Linked DNA regions of Mus musculus: all the other regions are linked to region 3. A link is a loop called in an ENCODE intact Hi-C map of the cell type or tissue named here. Cell type or tissue: left cerebral cortex. All regions are shown on one strand. Each heading gives the region's core, and the rest is flanking DNA. Links, peaks and the distances in the headings are about the cores only.

The links. Peaks named below come from ENCODE experiments on the same cell type or tissue, not always from the same donor. Only the 100,000 strongest peaks of a DNase experiment are listed, where the experiment ranks them.
Region 1: it touches region 3 in a loop (4-fold over the local background); 30 of 42 quality-filtered maps call a loop at or near these places.
Region 2: it touches region 3 in a loop (7-fold over the local background); 30 of 42 quality-filtered maps call a loop at or near these places.

Annotation. Positions count from the first base shown.
Region 1 is chr6:91,750,745-91,758,060 of GRCm38, forward strand. Slc6a6 (solute carrier family 6 (neurotransmitter transporter, taurine), member 6) reads left to right here. Exons shown (of 15, transcript NM_009320.4): 14 at 1,543-1,713; 15 at 4,170-7,316. The coding sequence ends at 4,313. Among named protein-coding and RNA genes, the nearest start is that of Gm44981, 33 kb to the left of the region's middle. In left cerebral cortex, for the core only: no CTCF peak of the experiment used is centred there; DNase peaks (open chromatin) are centred at 2,981, 3,212 and 3,587; H3K27ac peaks cover 2,353 bases.
Region 2 is chr6:91,737,935-91,745,250 of GRCm38, forward strand. It overlaps Slc6a6 (solute carrier family 6 (neurotransmitter transporter, taurine), member 6), which reads left to right. Exons shown (of 15, transcript NM_009320.4): 7 at 1,943-2,077; 8 at 3,015-3,118; 9 at 3,244-3,368; 10 at 6,983-7,095. Among named protein-coding and RNA genes, the nearest start is that of Gm44981, 20 kb to the left of the region's middle. In left cerebral cortex, for the core only: CTCF peaks have their summits at 3,422 (motif pointing left) and 3,621; a DNase peak (open chromatin) is centred at 3,383; H3K27ac peaks cover 1,026 bases.
Region 3 is chr6:91,522,862-91,530,177 of GRCm38, forward strand. No RefSeq gene overlaps it. Among named protein-coding and RNA genes, the nearest start is that of Lsm3, 10 kb to the left of the region's middle. In left cerebral cortex, for the core only: a CTCF peak has its summit at 4,570 (motif pointing right); DNase peaks (open chromatin) are centred at 3,973 and 4,571.

The sequences.
Region 1 (7,316 bases), core at 725-5,724, 230 kb after region 3:
TTCGTTGCTTTAAAATCAGTGCTTAGTGATTAACAGGTCCCCTCTCCTGTGACCTCTACTCCCAGGCTAGACCAAGTGACATGCTGATTGACTCCTCTGTCTAGGCCTCAGTCTTTTCACCTCACCTTGTCACCTCTGTGACAAGGATACCCTGATGTGAGACCTCAGTGCAGGTGACAGGGTTTAGAATCTGATGAGTCTGATTGTGGCTCTCGGCACACATATCTCTCAACAAAGTCAAGAGACTGCAAAACAGCAACTGGAGGCTCAACCCAGGTAGGGTTGCAGTCAGCTGGGCACAGGCCCGTAAGCCTGTCCTTGTTCACACCAGGCTTGTGCCTGGGGTCCCTCTCACACTAACCTCCGATTTCCTATCCTCTAGACCAGTGGTAGTCTGCACTCTGGTGGCAGAATGAGGCCCTCTGCTGGAAAGTCTAGGTAGAGGCCAGAGTCACCCACCTCTGGGGCTCACTTTTACGGAAGCTGAAGCTGTTTAGGCAGAAAGCAACAGAGAAGGGTAGGCTCTGTGGGCCACCTGTCCCCACCATGCACCACTATCACCCATCAGACCTGGTTTTAGGCAGTGAGTAGTGGATTGGTTTTGCCATGGCACTCCCTGGGTTGCCTCATTTTTTTGAGAAGGATACAGAGGGCAGTTCTTCCAGAGTCAGAGCGCCTCCTCTCAAAGGCAAAGGTAGACTCTGCACAGCTTTAGGGTTCAGGACTCACCCCACCATTCTCTTCAGGACCAAGGCCAGGTCTGCATCCTGTCACTGGGACCAGACCAGTGTGACAAGAGATAATGGCATTTAGGCCGCTGGCTGCCCCGCTCTCATCCATGCTTTTGGCATTTATTGTGCACCTGCTGTGTATGTCTAGAACCACATCTGGTGTTAAAAGAGAGGTGCTCTAGAGTGGTGGTTCTTAGCCATCGCCCCACCGCTTTTCACTGGGGTTGTCTGAGACCACTGGAGAACACAGACTTTTACACGATCAGTCATAATAATACCACGATTACAGTTGTGAAGTAACAACAAAAATTATTTCATGGCTGGGGGTCACCACAACACGAGGAACTGTACTAAAGGGTTGCAGTATCAGGAAGGTTGAGAACCACTGCTCCAGAGGGAGGGGAACAGCCGAACTCTGGGTATCAGAGCCACATCGCTTCTGAAGGGAAAAGCTGGGGTCTGGGTAGGTAAGGCCAGCGCACTGGAGTGGACGTCGGGTGAAAAGATGAAGGAAAAAGGATGGGCAGGAGGAAGTGGCCTTTGTTAAGGCCCTGGGCACATTCGAAAGAGCTGGAAAGAACCCCGAGGGGTGGGGGTAGATAAAGAAGGGTGGGGTCGGCTACGAGCTGACCTGGGGAGCCAGGGGAGGGTGAGCAGGTGACTGGGTCAGATTTGCCTTGGAAAGATCCATAAGGCACCATGCCACCCCATCTCCATAGTAAGGATAGAGGAGAGGCCCTGCCCCAGATAAAGTCCACACTGCTCTCAAATGCCTACGGGCCCTCTGACTGCTTGCCCCGTCTCTCCACAGGGATGTTTCGTCTTCTCGCTTGTCAAGTATGTACCCCTGACCTACAACAAAGTGTACCGGTACCCGGATTGGGCAATTGGGCTGGGCTGGGGCCTGGCCCTTTCCTCCATGCTGTGTATCCCCTTGGTCATTGTCATCCTCCTCTGCCGGACGGAGGGACCGCTCCGCGTGGTGAGCACGGGGCATGGGCCATGCGAGATGGAGGACAGACAGTGTCGGTTTCTGTGTGAAGTTAGGCAGGATTCTCGCCCTCTCTGAATCCCAGGGTTTCTCTCACCCCATGAAAGGCCTGAGAGCCAAGGCAGGAAGGAGTACGCTGTGGGCAGACAGACAGGTGCCATTCACGTTGGAGAAGGCTTTGTGGTGACATTTAAAGGGGGCCATGAACTTAAGAGGAATGTGCCCAATATAGTGTGAGGTAGAGTGTGGTCCTGGTGTGGGGTACAGAGGGTCAGTCAGTAGGCTAGAGAGGGGACAGAGGCCTCACGTGCCAAGTTAGAGGCTGTGGGAAATCTCTGTTCTGAGTCAGGGTAGGAGATAAATTCTGGAGAGGAAGCCCGGCACTGCCCAACCATGCCACTCTCTGCTGGGGTGTGCCGCCACGTCTGCCCTGCTCCCAACCTCTGTGACTGCCTGATTCCTCACGGCGACCCTTCCCTTTCCCCCAGCCTCCTTAGGAATTCTTCCCACAATGTGGGAGCCTCCAGGCCTGGCAGTCCCCTGCTCTTTCCGCGAAATCCCTTTCTCAGAATCTACTTTAACCTTTGCCCCCCCTGGGCCAGCTCCAAGGCCCCACCGTTTTATTTTGGGCTGTTTTTATTCTCTTACAAAAAGAATCTGGAGCCAGGATGTCCTGGGGCCCTGGCTCCCCCTTGAGCTGGCCCAGGCTTCCTCCTGTGGAGGGGGCTGTGTTGGCTGGGAGAGGAGTGGAGACCAGGAAGGAGCCAGGGCATCACAGCTTCCCCAGAGGGTAGAGGAGTGGGGATGGGACGCCACCATTAAGCTGGAGTCAAAGCAGCCACCTCTGTTGTTGGTGCTGAAACAGTCAGCTCCAGACACACAGGTAACTGCAGGGCCTGCTCTGAGCCAACTCCGGTCACCTTCAAAGGTTATTAGTACCCAGACGTGAGTTAGTTGGCCTTTGCAGGGGTGTTTAGAGGTGTGTTCTGGTTACAGGGTCTCTGAAAACCTGAATGTTTTTGTTGTGGTGGTGGTGACGATGGTTGTTACTTTGGTTTTTGTGACAGTATCTAAATCTATAGACCAAGCTGACCTAGAACTCACTCAAGTCCAAGTTGGCCTCAAACCTCCCTAGTGCCAGAGTTATGGGTAGAAGCCCCACTGCCTGTCTTAAAGCCCCATTTTAAGAGGTTGGTTTGGCCTGCGTGCGCAGATTTGTTCAGAGTGAGCTGCTGGGGGAGGCAGGAGCAGCTGGCATGGATGTCTCCCCACAGCTAGAAAGAGCCACAGCCCCGCTGGCAGCACAAGCTATCCTGGTACCCTCCTAATCGTGAGGTAGCAAGGGGCATATCAAGTTCTCCAACCCAATCAGGGTTCCAGACCAGGCTGTGCCTCCCAGCAGACAGCATGGTGGCTGCCAGTGTGGGTACGATTTCCCACTTTTGCATTTGGAGCGCAGTGTTCCAATGTAAGGGGGGGCGGGTTGAAAGCATGCAGGCAGCAGGCTAGGTCGGTGGGTAAGGAGGAGCCTACCTGCTCAAAGCAGCGCAGGTGTTTGTGGGAGGGGCATGGCCTGCGGTTACCAGGTCTTGTGTTTGTTTTCCCCCCACTCCTAGAGAATGTGGAAATGTGGATTCTCCAAGTGAGATGATGTCTTTTTTAAATAAGCCGCTTCTCCCAGGTCCTTTGACGGTGCCAGGGAGAACACCAGGCCTGGCCCATGCAGGCTTAAAGCAGCTCTCCCGCTTGTAATTTGCCATGGTTGGATGTAAATACCTAGAAGGGCCTTTTGTTCCCTTCTTTTCTTTTTTTAAACTGCTGGCCCGTTTCAGTCTGAGCAGACACCCGGCAGGAAGTGGGCAGGAGGCAGAGGTGGGAGCCAAGTTCCACTCCCACTCTGCTGGGGACTTCCTAGCACAGGGCTCTTCCCTCCCTAGCTCCAGGATCAGTCACCACACTGAGAAGCCGAGGCTCTATGGCTAGAGTGAGAATTCTCCTGTAGTCTCCTATCTGAAAGGGCAGGCTCTTCCCCGCAGTGGGCTCCTAGGCCCATCCCTTCAGGAGATGGAGCTTCTTGAGGAACTGTCTCCTGAAGGGAGACCAAGGAGTACAAATTTCTTCTTGGGGGCGGGGTCTGGAAAAGAGGAAGGATTAGGTCAGTTTTCCAACTCTAAGACATACTGTAGAAGCAGAAAGTCAGAGAAACCCGGGAGAATAAACCATGGGGAGATAGGACTCAACTCCTCAGGGGAAAGAAATCTGCCTGTGGAGGTCATGTGTGTACCCTGTCTGTAAGCAAGAATACAGGGGTTGGCTGGGGGGATCACTCCATTTAGAAAAGATCCATAAAAGGGCCAGAAAGGGTGGCAGATGCCTGGGATGTTCTAGAGGTGGGTGGGAAGGACCCTCCGTAATCCACTCCTGATCTGCTCCTCTTTCTTCCACAGAGAATCAAATACCTGATAACCCCCAGGGAGCCCAACCGCTGGGCTGTGGAGCGTGAAGGGGCCACACCCTTTCACTCCCGAGTAACCCTCATGAACGGCGCACTCATGAAACCCAGTCACGTCATTGTGGAGACCATGATGTGAGGTCCGGGCCATGTGACAGGCGCCGCTTTCCTGCTGTTTACTAACGTTAGATTCTCATAGGACCAGGTTTACAGAGCTTTATATTTGTACTAGGATTTTTTTTTTTAATTGTCACAGAAAATGTTACTCTATGTGTGTGTGTATGTGTATCGTGTATGTCTGTATATGTGTGTTTTGTTTTGTTTGGGGGATATTTTGTACAAAAAGAAAACCCATAGGCCTACGTCCTGGGGAAGAGGATGGACTTTCATATTGATTTCCATGTATTTTGTGGGAACTTGGTAAATTTTTCTTTGTATTTTTTTTAACATATAACTATATATACTTAGAGTCTGTCATACACTTTGCCACTTGAATTGGTCTTGCCAGCAATGGATCTCGTTTTTCAAAAGCAATTCTTCGGTGCTTATATAGCTGGCAGAAAGTTCTGCCCAAAAACAAATGAAAAAAGAGAAAAAAAAAAAAAACCTGAATGCTGGGTGGAATTTTCCTATGATAGTGGATACATCTTCAAGAACGGTGTAGTCCCTTCTGAGCTGGTTCAGGAGGAAGAACACAGCTGAGGAGAGGGAGCCCCCCCCCCCCACTAGCTGAACAGACCTGAGGGGCAGGAGAGAGCAGGGCTATGGACCCTCAGCCAACAAGAAAGATGCCAAAATACTGGCCCACCCTCAGCATGAATGATAGATCTCAGAGCAGCTGAAGCGGTTGTACCAGGGCCAAACGCCTGCCCTCTTACTTGGAAGAAGACATGGGTGGTAGTCAGTGGGACTGGCTGAACCACCATGGGTATTACAGGCAGGGATGGGACGTCTGAATGTCTGGTGAGGATGTGGCTCAGGTCTGGGAGCCTGCCTCTGCAGGCGTAGGCCGAATCCCTGTCCTTTCTTGAACACTCAGTATGGCTGCCCGAAGCCAGGCCACAGGAGCTGCTGGGGCTTCAGAGTGGGGGTCACACTCAGGAAGTGTCTGCGGTATTTGAGTGGAGTCATGGTGGGTGGTGACCAGAGTATTCCCCAAGCAGAATGTATTTTGGTGAGGGCCCGGGGTGAGGGAGGCCAGTGGACCAAATGATATTAGCAGCTCAGGAGGGTGAGTGTACCCCAGGCTGGCAAGTGTACCCCAGGAGGGCACTATTCTTCCTTGCCTCTTGACAAACTCTTGTGAAAGTTACCACCCCAGAACCATCCAGCAGCTCCCAGCAAGGAGTGCTCCAAGTGGCTGTAGACCCTGGATCTTAAAGGATCTGAGTTCCAGTACAGAGCCAGCTTGGTAGTGACCTCAGATGATTTCCAAGCCACTGCATTGGCTGTTGGACAGGCGTTTGCCCCCAGGGGACGGCAGAGGGAAGGCGAAGGGAAGTTTCGGTCAGTTGAAGCTATCTCCACAGAAGTGAGGTCAGTACTCCAGAGCTGCCCAATGTCAGCTTCTGAACCAGGAGAGGGCACTACACCTTCACCCCAGCCTCCACTGGGCCCAACTGTGCCATCCTGAACTTCTTTGACAAATGTACACATTTTTTCCTGTCTCCAAAGCAATGTACTCTGCCAAGTGACCCTCTAATCCTCTTCCAGTGGCTGTTGACTCAGCCACCCATGATTGTACTGTGTTCCTGTTGTCCTGTGTATTTCTGGTTGCTCTCGTGTTATTTTGAGTGTTTGGAGTTCTCCTTCCCCGATTTTACCGACTTGTAATGTACCCTGGTTTTCTTTCGTTCAACGGAACCTTAAAAGTAACCACTGTGGGTGACTGAAAGACAGGTGAAGTGTAAGGGAGAGGGGGGCTCGTCCAGCTGTGGCAGTGTCTGTGGTCATGCCCGTCTACCCTACCCCTAACCCCCACCGGGCACGCCCCTCTGGCGAGCCTTCAGTATTTTGGGTTGGCAGACAAATGGCACCATTCTGGAAATGGCCTGAGAAAGGCTTTTTTTAATCATTCCCAGATCGAATTCTAGACCAAAGACACAGCGGGCCAAGTCCCCAGGCCCTGCCTGGATTTGGAAGGCCAGCCGCCTCCCGAGCCCACTCCCCAGCAGTGTCCCCTCACCTGTCTTCAGTGGCCCCCACTCTCACCCCGCCCCTGCCCCTGATGACCCTTATTGTGATGCTTGTCTTTTCACGTCTGCATGTAAGTAACATTTTGAAGTAGAGCTCGTGACTCTGGTCCGCCTGCCTCCTGGAGAGAGGGCTAAGCTGTTCACCAACCAGCCCTTGCCTGGAACAGGCCAGATCCTGTCCTGCCTGTCAGATGGAGACAGGAAGCAAGGGACATTGCCTGGTTTAGATGAGGACATTAGGTGGGCCCAGGAGACCCTGGGAGATGTTATTTGGTCCTAAGAGTGATGTGACCTCCCAAATGGAGGGTCCCTGCTGGGCACTGTGGGCAGCCCCAGAGGGCCCTGATCCAAGGCACTTATGTAATCAGGAGAATAGGCCTAGTGTGGGGACTTACACTGTGAGCTAAGTGGAACTGGACATTTGAGTCATTTGTAGCTTCAGGTTCTCCAAGACTTAGTAGAGGGAAGGCAGGTCCAGGGCATTGTCTAAGTAAACTGTCAAGCCTTCCCTGTCAACCAAAGGCCAGAGCTGATGAGGGCCCTTGCTCCATATTCATGGAACACAGAGCAATACCCACGTGTGCCAGTCCTTACCGCCCTGCTCACCCCGGCCCCGTGCCACCCTTCCTTCCTTCCTTTCTCCTCCAAAGCCTTTGGGAACTAGGAATTGATACACCCTCCCCTCAAGTTGTACCACAGGAAACTGAGGGCCAAAGACATCACTAGTGTGAAGAGCCTTAGCTAGGGTGTATGGGCAGGCCTTTGACCTCCATGTAGCCCAAGGCTATGCAGGAAGTAGCCTGAGAGGGTTTCTTTTCCCTCTCTGCCTCTGGCCTCCAGTCCTCACCTCAGCTCCATACCCTACCATGGAAAGCCACGCAGACCATGGCAGCGCATGAGGAGAAAGCAGCACTCGCCCCCTCTGCACAGGAAGGGGCTTTCTCTAT
Region 2 (7,316 bases), core at 725-5,724, 210 kb after region 3:
CGGCTGGTATGGCCTGTTTGCTCACAAGGGAAGGGACATGTTGTAATGGCTCATCCAGGTATGGTAAGTATTAAGTAAGTTCATAGCACATAGTAGGCTTATTGAAGAGGCAAGCCAGGGAGCCCTCCCCACCCCAGTGAGCCCACCAGTGCTTCTGGCCACAGTCCACTGACTCTGAAGTGTTTGTAGCCCTCTGGGGAACCCCGTGGCGTGCCTTTCTATGGTCATTGTTTACCAGTTTGGGTGTGGCTTTGCAGGGCCTCAGAGAGGGGACCTGGCCAGGGGTGCCTGCCTGCCTAGCCACAGGAAGGGAGGGGACAGGAGGATTTTCTTTCTTTTATACTTTTAGTGGCTTCCTGATTGGCCTTTGTCCCGGGTGTCTGTCAGACCATCACGGGAAAAGAAGCGAGGGTGGCTGGGGACACAGAGGCCCAGAGAAAGAAAAAAGGCATCCAGGGGAGGGGTAGCAGGCAGGAGAGGGCCCTCCTTTAAGCCCTGCCACCACCTTCTGGGCTGTTTCCAAACACTCCCTGAAGACCTCGGTAGAGGGTGAGATCAGAGTTCCCCCTGGAAGCGGCAGCCACAGTTGCCAACTGGGAGGTAGGATAGATGAGCGGTAAACTCCAGCTGACCCTCTGGGCCAGTCCATCTCCTTATCTTAGCCTCAGAGCTGGGAACCTAAGCCTATCTAGTCCACGTCTCTCCCCTAAAAGTGGGGAAGGGTAGTGATAGTACCAGCCATTGTGCTTGAGTTCCTCTCCAAGGGGCTTGACCTCCTAGAAAGTATGGCCTCCCTCAGGCCTTCTACCCATGGTAAAGGCCAACTACCCTGCAGTGGGGTGGCTAAACAGCTCATAGGACCAGGCAAAGGGCATTATTACCCATCTCTTCCTCATCCCAACCCTAGCCACACAGCGTGACCCCATGGGTCTCCTGTAAGCTGGGAACCTGCTGGGTCTTTCCCATTCTGGGCATGACCTTAGGGAAGTTCCTGCCTACCTCTCAAGTCACTGTCAAGCAGGCTGTATGTCTTGACAGTCATCGGCTGGGCTCTGACCGTGCCGATGCTCACCCATCTTCCCCTGGATAAGGGCTGCTGTGACTCTTGTCCTCATTGTATATGAGAAGAAACCCAGAGAGAGTGACCAACATGGCCTGCATCTCAGAGTTGGAGCTGACCCCTTGTCTCACTCTGTATCCCCAGGCAGGCCTTGAACACATCTGCCTCAGCCTCCTGGGTGCTAGGATTACAGATGTGCACCTATACCTGCTTCTGTCTTTTTTTTTTTTTTTTAAATATGTGTAGGTATGTTGCCTAAATATTATGTGTGCCTGGTGTCAGAGATGACCAGAGATGTCAGGTCCTTTGCAACTGGAATTTCAACTGGGTCTAAGCTGCCACGTGGATGCTGGGAATCAATCTTGGGTCCTTTGCAAAAGCAGCCAGTCCTCTCAGCCACGTGTCATCTCTCGAGCCCTTTCTTTACTCCCAACCCCCCCACCGACCCCTGTGTTATACTGATAGTTGTCATGCTAGCCGATATGTGCTGAGTGCCATGTGACCACGGGCTGAGTCGTTGCCTAGGGTCCCTGATAGTTGACTCAGTCTGTATGTTTGTATTTTTGCATAATCTCTTCAAAGGGTGGGCATGCTTTCTGTCTTGCCTGCTTTGTTAAATTCTGAGCCTGAATGGGCTATGTGAATTATCCACAGGATTTTTTTTTAAATCTATAAGAGAGACCCTTATGTCATATTTAAGGAAAGTGGCAGAGGCTCAGGGGTCGCACAACACACTAAAGACGGCACGGCAAGTGAGACCAATATGTCTCTAGGGTCCTTGCTGCACCCAGGGCAAGCACGTGCCTCTGAGAGAAGAGGATGGCCCACACTTCATTGCAGCAAGGACACTCACAAGTCTACCCGATGCCTTCTCGACAACAGGTTGTCTACTTCACCGCTACTTTCCCGTTTGCCATGCTTCTGGTGCTGCTGGTCCGTGGACTGACCCTGCCAGGTGCTGGTGAAGGCATCAAATTCTACCTGTACCCTGACATCAGCCGCCTTGGGGACCCACAGGTACAGCAGGGTGTGGTACCTCATCCCAAGACCCTGTATAAACCGGTGGTGCACACAGGGTACAGATGGCAGTGTTTTCTCTGGCTCTTTGATGCCCATGTGTAGCCAACCATTACTGCCTGGTACTTCTCTCCTGGGCCAGTAGTGGCTCACAGTCCTTCTGAGCTACAGAGCCTGCCTCAGGCAATCACTCCTTGCTAAGGCGAGGAGGGGCCCCTGTTCCAGCCACATCAGGACCAGAGACTCAATGTTTAGGATACCATCCTCAGATAGGATCAATGGTGCTCTGAAGGTTAAGGGGGTCAAATTGTAAGTCCCCCTGTCTCAGCACATAGCTGAAGAGTGTTAGAGTTGGTGAAACCCCTGGAGGCTTTTGTGTGTCTTTTGAGACCTTTGTCCCAGGCTCCCAAGCCCCTGGGAAGCAGTTGAAAATTGGAGCAGAGCAGGGTTGGTGGCCAGCCTGAGCTGTAAGCTGGGAAGGTAGGCTTGCTGCCTTCCAGAGCTATAAGCTACAGTCCCTAGAGAAGTAAAGAATGCCTTGTGTTCTAACTTAGGTCTCAGACTAAGCCATCACAGCCGTCAAAGCTGCCTTGGTGTGCTTGATGTGGACCGTGGCAACTTAGCAATAGACTCAGAGAAGACTGCTCTTTACTGAGTGTGGAAAGTTGTTTGCAGGGGCAGGGTAGGCTAGGGGCCCATTCTGTAGATATGAAAAGCAAGGTTTCAGGAGTGGTACTGGTCACTCCAGAGTTAGAGGCCTTAACTGATGCAGGAAGAAGAGGGTCTTCCTCTGGGGTTCTAGATCTGCCCTCTGGGGTTCTAGATCTGCCCTCTGGGGTTCTAGATCTGCCTCTGGGGTTCCTTGCAGCTCGCCTGTGTAGACATTGTCATGGTTAATCACCCCAGGCAACCACCCTAATGCTCTTCCCCTCTTCAGGTGTGGATCGACGCTGGAACTCAGATATTCTTTTCCTACGCAATCTGCCTGGGGGCCATGACCTCACTGGGAAGCTATAACAAGTACAAGTATAACTCGTACAGGCAAGTGTCGCGCTGGCGGGCCCGGTGGACGTTAGAAATGATGATTAAAGAAAAAAAAAGAGAAGTAGGGAGCGTGGCTTCCTTGTGTTGTGATTAACTTACCCCCTGACGTGTGTGTAACTTAGGGACTGTATGCTGCTGGGATGCCTGAACAGTGGTACCAGTTTTGTGTCTGGCTTCGCAATTTTTTCCATCCTGGGCTTCATGGCACAAGAGCAAGGGGTGGACATTGCTGATGTGGCTGAGTCAGGTACGGTGGTGTCGGTGGCAGTGGTGGTGGGCACTGCCACCTAGTGTGTAAGATGAGTACTGCAGGCATGGAGCCAGACCCCAGGGGGATGGAGGGAGCCTGGCTTTTACATAGACATCCCCTCTCCCCCCAAGATGTGCTCCCATACCTGAGTACAAAGGCTACAGTTAAAGGTCCTCAGTGCATTCTGGCCCACTGAAGGTGGGAGGAGCAAGGGCGGTTGAGATGAAACTTGGTGGCTGTTTTAGTTGTGGTCTTCCAGCCCCCAACACTTCCCCAGCATCCGCTGGCTTTAGCCATGGAAGTTGGTTTTCTAATAAGGCTCAGGTCAGCCACAGCTAGCACACCAATCACCAGCGCTGCTGACATCTCAGCCTTGGTTTCTGTGGTTTGCATTTGGCACCTGGCGGGCTCCAGTGCCAAGCCGATCCACTCTTGAGTCCTTCCTGTCTATGTTCCAAACCTCACCCCTCCCAGCCTCCACCACAGTCACCAGGAGCGAGAGGGCAGGGGAGAAACATCACTCAGAGCCCACGACAGAGCCGATTTGGGAGTAGGATATGAGGACACTGTTGCCTTTGGGGAGTTGGGGCCCTGTTGGCCCCATGTTGCTACTCAAGATGCTAACATTCACAGAATGGATGGTCGATCTTAGGGTCAGGGGCTCTTCCTTAGCAACATGGGATCCAGAACTCCAGCAAAGAAGGTTCTGGAACATGGTCTTGACTCCTACTACCTCATCACGGTTTTTTAGGGGTCTGGGCTCTAGTCGCCCTGTAGTGGATGGGGTTCTGGGGTGGATATCACCAGGGGCCACCTCCTCACCCCATTCTCTTGCAGGGTGGTCAGGTGTTATCCAACCTAATTACTCTGGGGCTTCTAGAGGCTGCCAAGAGCCATGGGTTGGGTCTTCCTTCAGGCCACATGGATGGGTGAGATAGGGAAGACTGTCCTTCATTATTCTAGGTGTTTTTTTACAGACCAGGGCAGGTACCCTAAGTCCCTGCCATTCTCTTCCCTCGATCTCCTTATATTTGAAACTTAAGGTCATGTCTCAGTTCTCTGATCCTGAGCCTTGGTATTGGAAGGTCAGAGGGTACCTTGATACTTTGTGTCTAGATCATCTAGATATTCATGTCTCAGCGGAGATCAGGTTGCCTTGGTATTGGAAGGTCAGAGGGTACCTTGATACTTTGTGTCTAGATCATTTAGATATTCATGTCTCAGCTGAGGGCAGGCTAGGCTCATAGGCAATGTATCTGGATGCCGAGTCTCCACCCACTACACGTCTGGAGAGCCATCCAATGTGGCCATTTCACTGGATCCTCTGACCTCAGGGACCTCAGAGACTATTCATCCTCTGTCAGCTGCTGGGCCATAACGCAGCCCCTCCTCCAGTGTGAACAGCACACTGTGCACACATATCTATTTCACTGTGTCCCAGTTGGACACTCAGAAGAACTATTTACCCATTCTCAGAAGCTCCAAAGGCAGGGAAGGGCCTGAGGGCACAGGACCTCAATCACAGCCTCTTGTGTTGGAAGTTGTTTAGCAAGGGGCCCAGCACCTCTTCCAGACCCTCTACAAATGTCGATATCCCCCACTTACACATGCAAAGTGATTCCAAAGCCGTTACGGGGTTCCACTAAAAACACAGAGGAAACTTGTTATGGGAGAAAGATGGGGTTCACCAAAGAGATCTCTGTGCACAATGGGCATGTTCACACCGTGCATGTAGTCAGTCCGAGTGGCTTCTTTTCTTTTATCCACTTCAAAGACCTCGTCCACGCTCCTTCCCCACAGTGATGTGTAAGCAGCCAGCACAGCAAGAGGGATGGTGACTCTAAGATTTTTTTGGCAAGCACCATAACAAAGAAAAGTGCATTTGAACAAGGGTATTGCACAACCAAGGGAAGCCCAGGCAGAACATGGCGTGCTTCACTCGGGGCATCCCAGCAGTCTAAGTATTCTCGGCTTCTACTCGCTCAAGTTTACTGTGGTTGTAGAGGAGGGTGCTTGGCCCCTCTCCTGAGGCTGGTTTGAGAAAATCTAAAATGAAGGACAGAAAGAAGTGAATTGACTCTGTTCACAGTGCCTGGTGCGGAGGGTTGGGGGTACACCACCTTTTACATCTGTCTTGTAGTTGGCTAGTCCTGATTGCTCATTCTTGAGGTGGACAAGGCAGGTCCAGAGCTTTGAACTTCAGGGGGAGCCGAATGCTTTTGGTTCTAACTTGAGCCCAAGTATATGTTTCATGATGTCCCCGGTGGGAGGTGCATGTTCTGAGCCCCCTGCTCTCAATCTTGCTCATCCAAGCAGCTTTCAGCTTGGTAAGCAGCCGCACCTGTTCCCCTCACAGAATCTTCTAGTATCACCTTCTAGCAAAACTCAGCGGCTGCCCCAGGTCGTTGTTTCAGTAGGGTTTCTCATTTCTCAGGCTGAGCAGACCTCATTGTAAGACTTCTCCTCCCCCGCCACAGTTGGGGTTGTTGATGCTTTACTAAGTGAATTTTTTTTTTTCAAAATTGGTTTGTTTTTGTGGATTCTCCCCCCCCCCCCCCCCCCCGCCTCCTTCTTAAGCCATTCATCCAGTTTTGATGATTGTTTAATGTTTGCTTTAAAGTGTAAAACATCTCCCGCAGTTTGGCCCATATTTCTTCTTGATTGGTTTGTTTTGTTTCTAGTAGTGGATTTTACTTTAGTTTGTCAGCCCTCTTGTGGGCCCAGTCCCAGCTAGCTAATCTCTCCCAGGAGTCTGTTTGGTGGTGGTGGAGGAGGGGGGCGTTGTAAGCAGGAGATGTTTGTGTTCAAATGACCCTGTGAGAGGCACTCAGAGTGGGCGGAGCTCTTGTCCCCTTTGCCTCTGAGTCTGGCCAGAGCCCTTTTCTGGGCAGTGGTATCCACTTCCAAGAATCTGAACATGAGGATCCTGGGACTACGACCCTCAGATCTCAGGGGAAACTGATGTCCCCCAAAACATATAGAGGAAGTGGTGGATGAGGACTGAGATGTGGCTAGTCTCCTGGGCCTCGGCACCTTCCTTCAGTGCCAGGCCTGACTGTTTTTACCTTGCCTTGTGTGAACTTGGGTCCTGTAGGGGACAGAGGCCCCCATAGGCATGTCCTTGAAGAGCCATTTACCCTGTGGGGCATCTGAATGCTTTTTTTTTTCTCTTTCCATTCAGTGTTTTAGCCATTAACTCAAAAACAGAAACGGTTCTTTGCAAAAGAGGGTTTTATGGATCAGATAACCACAACTTTCCTTCCAGCCAATGTCAATGTGCCACTTTGGTGTGTAAGGGGAGGGTCCTACTTTCCCCAAATCTCTGGCTACCTGAGCCCCAGATTCAGCCCCCACTCCCTGCCCCTAGGATCCCGTGTCTATACGGGTTTAGATTCAATTGAGAGGAGGCCATGTGCTGGGTAGGAGACAGACGCTCACATGGGGCCCCTCCCAAGCCCCACTGGTCTCTTTCTCTGGCTCCTCCTGCATTTTGGGCTTAGGTGACCCCCCTCCCTACTCAGATGTGAGTGTTCTGTGAGGCCCAGGGTTTCGAGTAGCATGGTGCTGATGTGTGTTCTCCTGTGTCCCCCCTCCCCGTTTCTCTCCCTCAGGTCCTGGCTTGGCCTTCATTGCCTACCCAAAAGCTGTAACCATGATGCCGCTGCCCACCTTTTGGTCTATTCTGTTTTTCATTATGCTCCTCTTGCTTGGACTGGACAGCCAGGTACGTATATGTGGGGCTGTGGCGCTCGTGTGGGCAGCCTCACTGTGAGAAGCCATCCTTATTGAAGCTGAGGCATATTCAGACTCTTCCCCCTCAAGCTCCCACCTCACAGGCTTCAACCTGGTTCCCCCAGGGCCCTGGGTTGAAGAAGGCCTCAGCCCAGCATTGGGGGGAGATCCTCCACTCTAACACTCAAGGCTGCTACCTCAAGCAAGGAGATG
Region 3 (7,316 bases), core at 1,552-6,551:
GGCACGTGACCCCAGCTGTCAACCTACTGGGTAAATGCAAAACATGACTTGTGTGACTCTGAAGAAACTGTCTTCCAGTCCTGGCTCATAGGCCGCCAGTGACAAGGACATGGGGAGTCTGAGCAGGAAGCAGTGAAAGCAAAGCTACTTCCATTCCGGCTTCAGCCAGCCTACGCTTCACATAGAATCACAAGAACACAGGGCCAACACTTGGTGGTTACCCTGTTGTGAAATAGAGAAAATAGAGCAAGGGCTGTGGCCCTCAGCCTGGATGTGTTAGGGCCGTGGTCCCCAGCACCACAAAAAGAAAACTGTAGACAAGCCACACTGGGGGACATGTCTATAAATGTGCTGAGTTCGCTAATCCAGTCAAGTGCAGTTTGCTCATGTGCTCTGAGCCGACATTGTGTTGAAGAGTCTCTGTTTTCATTATTGTACCTGTTCCTACAAGTTAGAGAAGAGAAAAACAAGTGTGGCTGAGCTGATAGAAGTTTGGTCTTCAGTGAGTAGGTGGGGCAGAACCCTCCCTTGGCCCTGACCACCCTGACACTGTCCTTAGGCTTTAGCTGTGCTGGGTGATGTCCTGTTCACTGTGGGAAACATAGGACTGGGGATTTTGACTGTGTCAAGTAGTCATTCCTTGAGATCCCCTTCCTGAGTAGACAGCTTAGCCAAATTCTAGCAGCAATGGCCCTCACTAACTCACCGACTAGCATGCCTCTGGCAAAGCCTCTATCATAGTCCTCAGAAGTCCCACAGTCTTAAAAGGAGCAAACGGGTTTGTAAGGTTGGCAGCTTCTTCAGGTTTGGGACTCAAGCAGACCTCCTGCCGCTGACCCCCATACCAGGGCTACCACTATTGGTTTGAAGTGGTACTGTCTAGGCCTTACGGCAAAGGGTTCCTAGCAAGGATGTCTTAGACTTATGGTCAGAGAACACTCAGCTGGATATGCCATGCTTGCTGGAATTAGTAAGAGTGGTTTCTGTAGCACACCGTCTGTGATGGTTACAATATGGACTGTCCGCCAAAGCCTCGGGTGTTTCAGTGCTTGGCCCCCGGCTGGTGCTGCTGTTTGGGAAGCTATGAAACCTTTATGGGGTAATTGAGGGGTGACCTTAAGGTTTTATATTTATAGTCCAACCCTGCATCCTGTTCTGTCTGCTTCCTGACCCCCCAGATGTAAACAAGTGCACCATGCTCCTGCCATCACAGCTGAGCCCCCCCCCCCCACAGTGCCTTCCCTACTTGAGTAATGTACCCTCAAAGTGTAAGCCAAAGTAAACCCTTCTGTAAGTTGCTTCTTGTCAACTAGATGGGCATAGCAAATGCCACACCTTCATTCCTGGGTTGGTTATTTCATGAAAGAGATAATTCGGAATGGTGATTGCTTCTCACAAAGACCAAGCTATATTTGCAGTGTGCTTTATTTGAAATCCAAGTAACTTGACTAATGTTAATCTATAATCATTAGCTACAAGTGACAGTTTTAAGCAGTAAATTTCAAAGATCTGCCCCAATACGAGGTATCAGCCATATTTCCCATGACCTCTAATTTACTCTTCAGGGGTAATACTCGGCCATTGCTGTCCCATCCTGTGAGCAGCTACTAGCAGTGAGCAAAGCTTACCTGTGATGAACACACACACACCACTGGAAACGAAGAAGCCATCCTGGCTTGCCCCAAACGCAGAGAATTTCTGTTGTTTAAGGAAAGTAAGCACTGTGGGTAGCCCTGTCACTTGGCTCTTTATTGAGCTCAGGGCAAGCACTTCCCTATGGCAGATTCAAACATCTTGTGCTCAACCGTAGGCTGTTCATCCAGCTGTGAGAATGGAGGCTTCAGTGAGCCGGGCCTGAGCAGGATGCTCCCCACCTCTCTCATTGGCAGCCAAAATGAGACACTGCCAGAGGCAAAGAAGGCCTGTTCTATAGATAAGTCAGTTATAAGTTGCTGAAATTAGTAGTGACAGATTTCTTGGGACACACCTCAGGCTATTGCTGTGAAATCTCATCAGAAGCTCTGGAGCCTCTCAAGAAATCAAGGTGGGCAAAGCTTAGGCTTGTTCAGTAACAGACTGGGCAGCATGGTGGCAGCAGGACCCGGGGAGTGGGGGGTGGTGGGGAGGAGGGTACCTGTAGAGTCCTGCTGCAGCACTGGGTCGGGTTCCTAAGCCAGATATAGGTATTGGCTCCTCTGCTTCTGAGAACTTAGAGTTGAACACAGTCCCATCAGACAAGTGACTGCTTGTTTTCACAACCCCAGGCTGAGGCCTGGCCAACAGCTTGTCCTCCAGCAATGCTGAATGGGTGAAGATTAAATGATACCGGGCCTGCAGTGCTATGCTGTGCATTGCAGGCAGAAGGGGCCAGTGGTACTTTGGAGAGGCAAGCTGTGGACATCATTCTTCAATACTGGGGTCCCCACAACTCAGCAAGGCTTACCTCCTTTCACCCCTCAGCCATCTTCTGCCACCATGTGCCTGAGACTACCAGCAGGCGCCAGCTGCGGGCACCTAGCCAGGCATCAGTTTACATGGAAAACACCAAGAAATGAGGACTACAAGGCCCGATGTTTTCAACTCCTGCAGGCCTGTTGCTCCACTCAAACAGAGCATGTCGATTCTTATTTTCTTGGCTGAAGTTTAAGTTTCATGGGTGTGGATACAGCATGCCCCACTGTGGTTTCTGATATTGATTACCCCTGAGGGATTCTTTTCTTGGTATTCTTCCCATCCACTTCCTGTGCCATGGACATCCAGGGTGAGGTGTTGCCAGGAGCCCCCCAGTTGTCCTTTGTGGGTTGGGAAAGTTCCCACAGTTGCAAGGGGATCTTGCAGTATCATGGAGCCAGATAACCAAGCTACAAAGCACAGCTGTGCCATGTGCCAGCTAAGCAGATGAAGTGCCCTAAGGTCAGCTGTGAGGACTAACGAGTGTCTACATGAGCAGCCCAGGAATTGTCCCCAGGTTGGAAGCAGCACAGAGAGGTCATGAGCAGTGGACAGAAGTCACTCCTTTAAGCTGCCTTAGTCCAGCTGCTCTACGCCGTCTCCCTAAGTCGTTTTCAGGGCAACCTGGCTTTGAAATATTTTGATTTGTCCAGTTAAAATGTACTTTGCAAGGGCTGAGAAAATAGCTCAGTGTTTTTTTGCCAAGCGGACATGAGGATCTAAGGTCAGATCCTAGCACCCATGTGAAAAGCAAGGTATGTCGGAACGAACCTGCAAAGCCAGCCCTGGAAGGTCAGCAGAGCTTGCTGGCTAGCTAGTTTTGCTGAGACAGTAAGCCTCAGGTTCAGTGAGAGACCCTGTCTCAAAAAATAAGGTGGAGAATGATAAAACATAAACCTCTGACCTCTCCAAGCAAGCACACACACACACACACACACACACACACGTGAACACATACTCCACACCAGAGAGGAACAAAGATGTTTACCATGTGCCAGGATCTGCAACAGGACCAACTAAGGGCCTGAAGCAAGGAAGGGAGGGAGAAGGAGGCAGAGCATCTTAAGGGAGTCTGTCTCTCAGGATGATAGGCTCTGTGAGGATCTGTCAGAGCAGTGAGGATCCCTCACCACCACTACCACCCTGGCTGAAGGTCAGCAAAGAGGCCAGTGCTAGAGAATTCTGCGTCTAGTTGGGCATTCAACAAAGTGAGAAAGCCTGACTTCACTCAGTACTTTGATCTCACAGTGGGAATACAAAGACCTAGGGAGTGGAAGAGACCTGCCTAGGTCACAGCACCCAACAAATAGCACTCTGAAATGGAACCAGGGCACTGTGGGGCTCAGCTGCAGCAGGGCTGTTCACACAGCTCCGCAGCCCCTGAATAGAGTGTATAGTCTGAGGGCTGTGGTCCCTTCAGATCACATGCCAGCCACCTCCCCTCCTTTTCCCCTTTGGTAGGATTCTTCCTTCTGAGTGAGCAGCTGCTGTTGGGCTAAATGAGACCCAGTCTTCCGTCCGTGCTCGCTATGGAGTAAATGCCTCCTGGAGAAAGCAGAGGTGGGTAACAAACCTGCCAGTCTTGACTCTGTCACCAACACGCTTTGTGGCTTTTGGCAAGCTTCCCCCCATTCCTGGGTCTCACTTGCTCACACAAGGGGAAATGAAGAGTACTTCTAAGAGAATTCACCTAAACTTGTATGTCTTTTTTTTTTTCCTTCCTCAATTAAATGTATTTTTAGCTGGTACATAAAAGCTAAACACTGGAGCTTGGCATTGTGGTGGATAACTGTAATCTCAGCAGTCAAGGGGCTGAGGATTACAAGTTCTAGGCCAGCCAAGGGCTATGAATCAAGATCTTAATCTCAATAGACAAGCACATAAAATAGGCACACATAAGTAAACAGGTACACATTGGGTGGGATCTTAGTGAATATAAATGTTTATCTCCAAACATGTATTTTAGAATAATTAAATTTAGTTTATTTCTGGTGAAAACTTAAAATCTTTTCTTGTTGCTTGTGAAGCACACAGCCATCACCACAACCTACTATGTAGCATACCAGGTCTGTTGCTCTTATTCAAGTTTCCAGGATCAGTCAAGAGCTTGTTTTGACACTAGAGGGTGCTACACTCTTCACTATTCCCTTTCAGTTTGTCTCGGTTCATTGTCAACATATTAGATGGCAAACTGTGCCATTTAATTCCTTAAATGCAAACTATGTGAAAATCCAACCGTGCTTCCAGAAGCACAGGACAGACAACATCACATGCTCCACAGCCCCAGGAGACCGTTTTCAGGCAAAGTATCCTAACAGTGGCGGCTCCTGTGATGCTGAGCTGGAACCATCCACAAGAGCACACACAGTCTAGGCAAGATGGTTTCCCCAGCACTCTGGTCCTGGGTGTATCTCGCTGGTGGAGCTGAGCTTTGTGGGGCAGGGAGTTCAAGGCCAGACTTTGCCATCTTACTGAGCAGATTCTTGTTCCTGCTGTCAGCCTGAATGTCCTCATTTGTGCTGTCCTCCCAACCTAAGGGCACTTTGTTATTGATTCAACAGGTTTAGAGAGATTGAAAGATACCCGAGAGCCATCATTTGTATTACAAGGTAAGGATACAGATGAGGAGACAAGAAACCTTGCATTTACAACTAGCTGAACACTAGACTCAGTCCCTTCAATCCAGTTTCTTCCTTCATAAGATAGGAGCTAGCCAAGTGCTTTGTTACTGAACTGCGCCCAGCCCTCACTGATGTCTTCTTCTCTTTTTCCTTTACAGCTTTTCCAGGCCTAGAACCACTAGAAACTAGGTTGGATCCAAGGCAGTTGTGCTTAGGGTTTGGGGATTGGCAGAGTTCTCCCTTGCAGGGTCCTCCGTCTTTCCCTCTTTGGTTCCCAGCAATGCTTTTCTCATCTCAGTTGTCAGGTGTGAGAGAAACAAGCAGAACCAGCCTCATGACCAAGGTCACCTAACAACATCACAAGACGATGACATCACCATCAGCTCTGGCCCAGAGCTCAAATAACGGAGGGAAAGGGCAGGTCATCCTCACGGCAGGGTGACAGAGCTGGTGCCAGGCCTCTGCCAACTATCAGGGCCCAGGAGTGTTGCTGAAAGCTACCCAGGAGCAGCTCATCCCTGCCTCCGCTCAGCCAGCGCTCTCACATGCTCAGAACAGTAGAGTCTCACCAACAGGGGTCCCCACCCCCACCTTTTCCTAGAAGCAAGGTTAGCAACTGCCAGAGTCAAAATAGATGTGGAGAGAATTGTGTGGCAACACTCGGGTTTAGTTCAAGCACACTGGATTGCACGATATCCTTAGAGGGCAGAGCCATTGCAGGAGGGATCAAAGCAGCCGGCCTTGCTCTTCGGGCTGATGTTTCTGCCATGCTGCATGTCAAACAATCATGTCTTTGGAGCCCAGATGCCCTGCTTTGTAGGTAAGCCACGTGTAGAACTTCATGTAAGGAATCATTCTGTCAAAGTAAATAGTTGTCCCAAACTATTTATTTCATGTGCTCTGGTGGCCTGCACCTGTATTCTCACAATACACACAAACACACATACACACACACCATTTTACCAATGTGCACATACATATATACACACACAGCATAAGATAAAATGTACCATCTTAACAATGTATAAGTAGAAGCACTCACATTGTTGTGAATGACTGAAGATGTCCCCTACCTGCCAAGTCCCTGTTCCACAACACAGTACTTTATTACTTTGTCTAGACTTCTTTTTCAAAGGTTTCAAATCCATGGGCAGTATTCAAAATATGAGAAGAAAGCTGTGGCGTGTAAAAGGAACTTTTATTTACCTGTACTAATTGTTGTCTCCAAGGCCTACTGCCTCAATCTGCTAACCTAGGCCTAATCCTAGAAGCTTCTAGCAACCATACAATCTTAGCTAGGCCTAGAATGTCTCAGCTTCTGAAACTTACTGCTGAACAAATTCACTGTTTCTATTTCTTTTTGAGCTCTGGCTGACTGGTTCAACTCAGCTGTTCTGGCTCAAACTCCTCTCCAAGCTGACTGATTGAATCTGGCTTCTCTTGGTCTCTGACTGAATTGCCCTACTCGGCCTCAAACTAACTCTAGCAATCTGTTCTAATCTTCTGGCTCCTTCTCATTCTCTGGCTCATTCTGTCTTTACCTTCTCATTCTCACTTTCAAATATGGGTGCTTCCTTCTACAAACTAACTTTCTCTTCGTTGTTTAGAATTAAAGGTGTGTACTAAGATCGAGCCACACTACAACTAGAAACGGGTTTTTCCAGTGAACAAAACAATCTCAGGGTTCACACTGTGATCAAATATCCTGCAACAGTGGAGCACCTTCATCCTTCATCACAGCCGCACATCGCTAGGGAGAATCCAAGATTGGTAAAAAGATAGCTGGCCTCGGATTGACTGGAGTAAAGACTCTCCAGACAGAAGGCCCAGCTTGCTGCCGACCCCCAGGCTCCCCAGACCACTGGAGCAGCATTCAGATACATGGCCCATCTCACCCACCTCTTACCCCACCTGCCTTTCTCACCTTCCTCTCCTCCTTCAAACCAAACCCACTGGCTGCTTTGCTATTCCTCACACAGGTCAGGCTCAGTGCCTCCTAAGTCCCTTCCCACTGGACCCTCCCTCCCCTTAGAATCATCTCCAGTTGTGCTGAGCAACAGCCCCACTTGCCAAGTTCATAAAATTCTTGATGATCAAAATATCCTACACCAACTAAGTCACAGTTTCTAGAGCCTTCTGGGTTGATATTTAAACACAAACAAACAAAAGAGTAAAACATCTCCTCTAAGAAGTCTAGTGTGTAGCCGCTTTCAGAGCCAATGTCTGGATGAGTGTTTTTCAAAA